Regions from separate parts of the Homo sapiens genome. Here region 2 is linked to region 1. Evidence: chromatin contacts called from ENCODE Hi-C or POLR2A ChIA-PET data. All regions are on one chromosome and are shown on one strand. Each heading gives the region's core, a stretch centred on a gene start or an enhancer-like site at or near the end of the contact. The rest is flanking DNA. Distances are from core to core; before and after follow the strand shown. Region 1 holds the start of LCA5 (lebercilin LCA5). Region 2 has its middle 30 kb from the start of SH3BGRL2.

Region 1 (4,180 bases), core at 1,001-3,500:
TACTAGTAAGCATTTGTAGGAATATTTTAGTTACATTATAACATCTACATCATTGCCATATGGCAATAAAGAAGCCAATCAAAGTCCTACAGAAAATGAACATTCAGTTAGCAATGTAGCAAATCTGGAGATATTGCAGTATCAATGGAAGAAGCCCAGGATATTAAAAATAAAACTCCAAAGTGCTTAATGACCATTGCAGAATTTGTTTCATAAACAAAATCTTTAAAAACAAGAGTCTGATTTCTGTTAACTATAATTTCAAGTGGCAGAAATATAAATGTGGTTTTGATAACTTTGTTTCCTTTATTTCTGAAAAGCAGAATCCTGTGTGGTACTGAAATAAAATGTCAAATGGTATCTTAGAAAATTCTAGCCCTATCAAAAATAATATATAAAACCATGTAATGTCATAAAACTTTTAAAACTGCTTTCTCATATTTTGGGGTAACCTTTTAAAATGGTAATTCAATAAACTAGTTTTTACTTCTGTAAATTTATACATTTTTTGGTCTTTTTTCAAGGTCAAACTGATACTGTTATTTTGAATATGAGGGGGTGAATAAAATTGCACACTGTAAGAATCCTGAGACTATGTTACACACAACTAGACAATTTTTTGGATTCTCCCAGCGTCTTAAATATTTTCTTGCTTACCAACAACTTCTTAACCTGTAGGTGAAACACAATGAAGGCACTAAATCCGAAACCACGAAATTTGGAAGCAGACCTAGGCTTGTACTCTGGCATTACTACTTACTACTTTCGTACCTTGTGGTAGATACTTTAACTTCTCTGAATCTGCTTTCTCAAGTATAAACAATGAATAACAATACCTGTCTGGAGTCATGAATGAAGATGGAATGAGATTACACTGCCTGGAGCATTCTGAGTGCTGAATAAATGGTGGTTTCATTCTCAGCTCTCCTTCAGCAATCCTGATCTGACGCTCCTGTGACAGACATTTGTCCACGTAAATACGGTATGTTTTCTGATTCTTCCTAGCAACTTCCTTTATAAGTAATCCACCCATACATTTACATGTTAATTCTAACAGAGTCCATAATAACGAGTGAGCTATTTTAACAGTGTCAGCAGAGACAGATTAAAGAATTGATGAAAAGTAATTCCGTGCAATTTAGGGATTACTCATCTTATTTTCACTAACAGATGACTGCCATCTTGTACAGATGTATTTCGCATACAGAAAATTACATTTAATCACAATATTGTTTGGGTGGGTTAGTCTGTAACTTGAAGTAAAATGTATTGACAGGATAAAATGAAAGCTTTGAAACAGTGCAAAGGTGGAAAAACGAGGTTGAGCGAGAAGCAGGAATTACCAATCTTCATGGTTAGAAGATTCATTAAACGCATTTGCCTTCAAATATTAGATTCTCTACAGAATGGTGGTAAAAAGGCCAGTGAGAAATTAACAATAGTGAGAACACCAGAGTAGTGTTAAACCACCTTGATAATCAGATGGCTCGGAGCAGTTTAAAGCCCTCACGAAAGAGGATTTTTTTTTACCTTCCCTGTCTCCCGCAATTAATGCCATTTCTAAAAGAGAAAATATGTCACACATCAGCGCTCAATAGGCTGACATGCTCCTCAAAACGTTCCTTAAAAAAAAAAAAAAAAAAAAAAAAAAAAAAAAAAAACTTGTGTGCAAATATTTCAGATGCCATTCCACCCCAAACCCGTTCCAAAACCTAAAAATCACTTTCAAGCCAAACTCACGGCTCGTTGGTGATTCACAGCCAGGATCTCGAGGCAGGAACAATAGTGCACTCACCCCGCATCCTCCTGAATCAGCCATTTCGGTAAGAAGATCCAGAAGCACTAGCAGTTTGTTTGTAATTTGTTTACAATTTAAAAGCAAGTTATTTCCCAAAGGAAATCTAAGCAATTGTTAAGTGTTTTACATTACGCAGTCGCCAATTTTACAATTCATATCATGAACCCACTTTGCCCTCCGCCCGCGTCCCTCTCGGAGCCCACGACGCTCAGCAGTCGAGCCCTGGCACCGCACAGCCCGTAGGAGCCTGGAGCGCTCCGCGTTTTGCCCCAATTTCCCTACTTGGGGGTCTCCGCTACAGCTAGAGCGGTCGGCCAATGGAGACCTTCTCCCGCACTCGCCGTCCCGCCTTCCAGTTCCACTGAAGCCAATAAAAAGGGCCGTCTGGAGACAGAAGCCAATGGGAGCTCGGGTAGAGTCATCATGATTGGCTGCGGTCTCTTCGTAGTGCAGTCTAGGCCTCCGCCTCCGTTACCCTGGAGCCCAGGTTACCGCCGCTGCCACCCAGGAGCCCCGATCCTCGCCTCTGTCCCATCCTTGTGTTCAAACCTCCCGCATCTCGGCAACCTCGGCACCCGCCCGGCAGCCTCCGCAGGAACCAGGCACCCGCTCTTTGGCGGTCAGACGCCGAGGCCCCAGCTGGGAGTTTGGTCCTAAGAGGGAAGGCAAGGAGGCGGGACGCCGCATCGGCTCTGCTGAAGAGCCTGCGGGTTGGAGGTGGGCTTTGAAGTGGGCGTGGAGACGGCGGGGGAGGTGGAGGTGCGAGGTGAGGCTGGGTTGAAGCGTCTGGTAGCTAGTGAAGGGGCGTTCGTGGATGGGGGCCTGCGGGTGGTTCTTAAAGCAGGGAAGATGAAGGGATTAGGGATGGGGGAGGATGTAGGGACCGCGAGGAGAAGGAAGACCTAGGAAAATGAGTAAAGAGCTCGGCTTCTGAGAGGGTCCCGAGGAAGGGAGGTTGACCGGCACTGGGGGGACTGGGAAGTTAGGAGGAGAGGAGCTGGGAAAGGGTATTTACTTCCTGGGACCGAGAAGAGAAGAAAGGGAGCAAGCGGATCTAGAGAAGTGGTTGTTATTAAAACAAACAAAACAAAAACCCCGGAGGCCCGTGGAGACTCAAGACTAGAGAGGAGGGGCAGGGCCAAGGGCCAAGACGGAAAAGGAGGCTTTGGTAGCTCTCGGATAATAATAGATGTGTTATTATTAAAACTGTGGTTAGAGTGGAAAGCCGTACTTGTCCAGGCTGTGATACTTCTATACATCCTTCAGGGATGGGATGAGAGGAGTAAAGATGGTTAGAAATAAAAGAAAAAAGAAAGTGCCTTTTTGGCATACTCGAGTTGGAGTCGGTACTCAGATACGTGATGTTTACGTTAGATAGACCGTGGGATAGTGTTTAACAGTGAAGAGCCCTGGTCCAGTTCATCTGATATAAACCCCTTTTTTGTTCACTTTGTTCTTTGGAAAGTATACTTGGGCACATACATATTTATTCCCCTCCTTTATCTTCACGTTAAGAACTTGCATTAGAGATATCTTTGCAATCAGAAGTCATCATTTAGTTTTTGGCAGAGGGAGTGGCTATATGTGTTTTAGAATGGTAAAACCGATGTTTCCAGTTCTTTACTCATTCCCTCTTTCTTTTGCATGGTTATTTTAATCTATGTTTTTTTCCAGTTGTTCCACATTTAAATTCTATATTACCATTTTAAATATTTCACTTTGTGATTTCCCATGTTAGCTAGTATGTTTATCCAAATAAGTTATAGGAAATAATAGTTTGTTTTGATTCTCTAAGTTGACAAAGTATCATTTTAAATATCAAAAAGTAGTTTGTGACTTTGGAAAAGAGATTTTTCTTCTTTTGTGAGTCACATCTCTTCCGTTACACATATTGTGGAACTATAATTCTGTAGGACACAATGGAAGCCCATTAAATAAAGATGCTACCCTTCTCTTGGGTTCTTCATCTGCCTGTCATTCTTCAACTCCTTTGTGGGATCTTCTTCCTCGGCCCACCATATTTCATTATTGTTTTTCCCAATAATCCAGTCTTCAGTCTTCCGTCTTCTATTTTTTACTCTGTGTTCTTGGCTGTGTTCTTCCTCTCCTTTGGCTTACACTATTTGTGTTTTATTAACACTCTCCCAATTTTTTATTTCTGATCTGGAACTTTTGAGTTACTGTCAAACTTTTGTAGCTAATTTTTGGTATTTCCACATAAATTTCCTATCCATAGGCATCCCAAACTCAGTATGTCCAATATTGAACCCATCACCTTTCCCTGCCAAAGCTGTCCTGCTTGAATACCACATTCTCCTAATTTTGCAAGCCCAAAACTTTGGAATTTACTCAAGTTCTTCTCTATTCTCAGACTTCATATTT
Region 2 (4,180 bases), core at 993-3,492, 64 kb before region 1:
TCGTTATAAATCAAATAAAAACAATAGCCTCTTGAGGATTAAAAATCAGGGCAATTGCAGTACTTCAGATATTTCTTGATGCCCTCAAGGGAAATTGTTCTTGCATCTTAGAAAGCTTCTCCTGGAGGTAGACAGAAAGAACAGTAGTGCAGTGTTTTATTTTTACTTAGAGTCACCCTTTTAAAAAATAATAAAAATAACTGGTTTCACTGTAAGGTCCATTTTAACTTTTAGCTGGTTACTAGGTTATATAACCCTTTGGTGTAGGGTAGGCAAGAACACAGATGGTACAATGTTTCCATAGCAACAGCACTTAGGCTTGTTTTCTGCCTGTCAGTTTTTTTCAACATCATATTCCTTTTAAGCAGAGGCTCTCACTCTCTCACCCTTCTCCCTCTCCCATTTTTCCTCCTTTTCTGCCTCTTCTCTTGCAATCTCCTCTACTAACCACTCTGTCTCAGAAGACTAGAAAAGAATAAGGACATTTCAGATAACTTTCTTCTGGGTTTTCAGTCTTTAAATTATTCAAACTTTAAATATGACTCTGAATAAACTATGTTTCCATCATAAAACTGCATTACTTACATGTCTCTCTTTTACTTAAATAGGAGTATGAGGCAATTATGAGGCTGAAAGTTACCCAAATTAGACCATTTTTCTTAACGTTTGAGTTGAGACAAGGTCACATAAGCCCAGATAGGTAGGCATGTATCCTTAAGGACTCCTGGAACAGATTCTGCTACCTCTTTAGGTAAAACTAACTTATAGCCACTCTCACATTAAGTGCCTTCCTTGACTCTATCTCAGTGGGCTCTTACTTAAGCATATTAATTACAAATCTGGAGCCTATATTCCAATTTGCCCCTCTGTAACATTCCTAAGCAGATTAACTGACAAGCACACTTTGGGTTTCTGCACTTGAAAATCAGATCTTTCGTAGGAATACTTCCAGGCCCTGTTCTCCCTGAATCTTATCTATAAGCAGAAACTACATTTTATCTCTTGTTTTTAGAATGTCACCCCCTCAGGGAGGTCTTCCTGGACCCTGGTTATTTTCTTAGTTCCCTGTACACTCCTATAATTGTAATTTATATATTTTTTATTTGATGACTTGTTTATCCTCTGTCTCATCCAGTAGACTCTAAGGTCTATGAGGGCACAGACCGTTTTTGAAATGTTTAACATTGTATTCCTAGTATTTCAGACACAATTTGGCTCATTGTAAGCATTTTAAAAAGTGATTTTCAAATGAATGAATGTTTCCTTTTTGATAAACTCATTTTAGACTTTTGTTGCAAAATAAAACTGAATCTATTTTTTAAATTCGAAGTGTTGGTATGGTTTCTGTTTCCCTTTTTACTTTGGCGGCTAGGAAGCTCAGAGCTAAAGCTGTTGCTCAATGTAGCTACTAAGCTAGCATATTTGTTTCCTGGGTTTTTTTGTGGGGGGTGGGGAGCTTGATTTTTTTCTTTACTATTGTAGTTGCATATTTTTTTAAGCCATCTCAACTACTTCTTAAAAGCAAGCAATGCAAAATAAATAAAATAAATATAATAACCTTCATAGTAAAAATGAATTTTCAGGGATTCCCCCAGAGAGAATGATGTATATTATGATAGGTTAACTCTATTAAATACGGACATGAATGGTGACCAAACAAACTTTAAGTGGTAGAAAATTAAAAGGCTTTTTAACTCTTCAGCTGAATCAACTGAGGACTATATCAAGTGAGAATAAGTATGTATTATACATAAAACTGATCACATTTATCAACTAAATGGTTTAACTTTGTTTTAAAGGGTGAAATACACTTGAATTGCTGAAGCATTACTTTACTAAATTAAAAATATATATTTCTGCAGACACACTTAAAACTCCTTCTCACCAGGCAAGGTTGCTCACGCCTGTAATCACAGCACTTTGGGAGGCTAAGGCAGGTGGATGACTTGAGCCCAGGAGTGGGAGACCAGCCAGGGCAACATGGTGAAACCCTGTCTCTACAAAAACATTTTTTAAAAAAAATTAGCTGGGTGTGGTGCTGCATGCCTATAGTCCCAGCTACTTGGGAGGCTGAGGCAGGAGGATCACCTGAGCATGGGGACATCAAGGCTGCAGTGAGCCATGATTGTGCCACTGCACTCCAGCCTGGGCCACAGAATAAGACTCAGTTTCAAAAAACAAAACATTCCTTCCGTCTGTGGTCTATAGCGTTGCCTCTTGCCTTTTTACAAGGAAGAAAAACTTGTATAAACATCATGATTCATGGGTTTTAATCACTTTAGGTAAACAGTGCTGCCAGATGATCCTGGTTTGCAGATTCAGGACATGAAATCCTTCAACTGACACTGAGATTTGTTTAGAGTTGATGGTGGGAGAAGAGAGAGAGCTTGAGGGGGGACTCCTGAGATGATTTTAAGTATCATGGCTAGAAAAAGAAGCTGTAGTGAGGGAGCAAATCAATGACATCAGTGTCACCTGGGAAGATGGTGTGACAGTGAGGATTTATTAATAGAAAGGGCAACTGGGTAAATGTCACACTTAAAAAATAAATGATTTAGTGGCAAAAGAAGCTGGGAACCCACTTCAGATGAAAGACATAAGTGCTTTTCTCAGCATTAAGGAAGATAGACAGTGTCTATATTCTGTGCCTAAAGGGACAGGAATGAAAATGAGAGGAATCAGTTTGGTTTTCTCCCAGCTCCCGGGTGAGCTGGTGGGGGCCTGGTTAAATGCAGGTTCTGAACCAGATTGAGAATGGAGGGTCCATTGGCTTCCTCTGTCCCCATGCCTGGTTCTGTGGGGCAGGAGACTGTAGTGAGGGACAAATGGAGACTGATCTGCCTTCTGCCTACTGTGACTTTTCCTCTCCGCAGAGCAAGGGGCAGAGTGTCCTTCACCACACAGAGTCCCATGCTGTACCCTGGAAAACACTCAACTGCCAAGCCCCCATTTTGCTTTATCTTCACTTTCTTTCTGTGAATCTGGGCTCACGGCTAAGCTCATAATAGGGTGCATTGCTTTTCAGGAGTTAAAGGGAGTTAAATGTTGTGGGTGAATGGCAATTATCTGGGCCAGTGGCATGGGAGTAAAAAAATTTTAAAAGACAGTTGTAGGTAAAGAAAGGCAGATTCATTAGAGAAAGTAAGAAAATATGTTGCAAGGTTGCAATGGGCAGAATTAGCACAAGAGGAGCTGACTGCAAAGAAACAAAGACTTGCTAGGGATTTTATAGAATAATGCTTGTGCTGAGGAGAGCTTTGTGCAGTACTGATAGTGCCAAGGTTGCAGTGAGCTAACTTGCAGGTGTCTGGTGATAAGATGGGTGCAAAACGATAGTGAGTTATTTGCTCAGGAGGGCCATGTGTCCTAGGCCGTGAAGAAAGTCCGACATAGCTTATCTGCTTTCTTGTTTTGCTTTCTCCTCAGCCCCACCAGCCTAACTCATTTTCGCTAATTAGGACTCCACACTAAGTAATCATACCCATATTGCCTCTGGATTCTGAACCAATTGAATAAAAACAAACAAAAGCTGATGTGTAGAGGGTATTAGTCTTGTTGTAGTGGTGTTTCTTTCTAGCCATTTCCCTGCTCGAATAGCACTCAATTTCTATTTGCAGAATGTCCTCTCCCCTGTTGTGGGCAGTTTTGATGGAACAATTAATAAGATGTCTGCCCCGTCCTAGCCAATTGAATCCGTTCCACAGCTGACAGACGTTTGGGTTGTACTCAGTGTTTTGCTGTAATTAAAAGAGCTGGTATAGGGTGGATCACCTGAGGCCAGGAGTTTGAGACCAGCCTGGCCAACATGGTGAAACCACATCTCTACTAAAAATGCAAAAATTAGCCGGGCATGGCAGCAGGCACCTGTAATCCCAGCTACTGGGGAGGCTGAGGCAGTAGAATTGCTTGACCCAGGAGGCGGAGGTTGCAGTGAGCTGATATTGCACCATTGCACTCCAGCCTGGGTGACGAGAGTGAGATTCCATTTCAAAAAAAAAAAAAAAAGATCTGTTATAAATATTATTACATGTCTCTTCATGTTTAGTGCAAGAAAGGGTATTTGCTGGGTCATAGAGTATACAAGTTGTTGCTAAAGTATTTTCCATAGTGGCGATCCAAATTTGCACTTCCCTAAGAAGTGGATGAGAGTTCTCATTGTTCTGTGATCATGCTAACACTT

The links. A loop is a pair of places that touch in the nucleus more often than their neighbours do. ChIA-PET counts read pairs that join two places held with the same protein, here RNA polymerase II (POLR2A). Pooled maps may share reads with other maps.
Region 2: a map of K562 shows a loop between it and region 1 (2.1-fold over the local background). The contact joins the enhancer-like site here to the promoter of LCA5 in region 1. A Hi-C loop is called at or near these places in 4 of 168 maps with a recorded cell type or tissue (Caco-2, HepG2, K562 and 1 more), 1 of 37 single-sample maps with no recorded cell type and 4 of 50 pooled maps. POLR2A ChIA-PET finds 5 or more read pairs at or near these places in 5 of 52 experiments (AG04450, Caco-2, H1 and 2 more).

Annotation. Positions count from the first base shown.
Region 1 is chr6:79,535,500-79,539,679 of GRCh38, reverse strand. LCA5 (lebercilin LCA5) reads left to right here and starts at 2,250. Exons shown (of 8, transcript NM_001122769.3): 1 at 2,250-2,515. It also overlaps a transcript of SH3BGRL2 not described here. RefSeq lists enhancers at 633-1,206, 1,737-1,786, 1,781-2,354.
Region 2 is chr6:79,599,198-79,603,377 of GRCh38, reverse strand. It overlaps a transcript of SH3BGRL2 not described here. Among named protein-coding and RNA genes, the nearest start is that of SH3BGRL2, 30 kb to the left of the region's middle. Within about 2 kb of position 2,242, at least 5 of the 41 ENCODE cell types and tissues checked have a DNase peak (open chromatin) inside an H3K27ac peak, as active enhancers do; they include PC-9, where a contact is called at or near this core.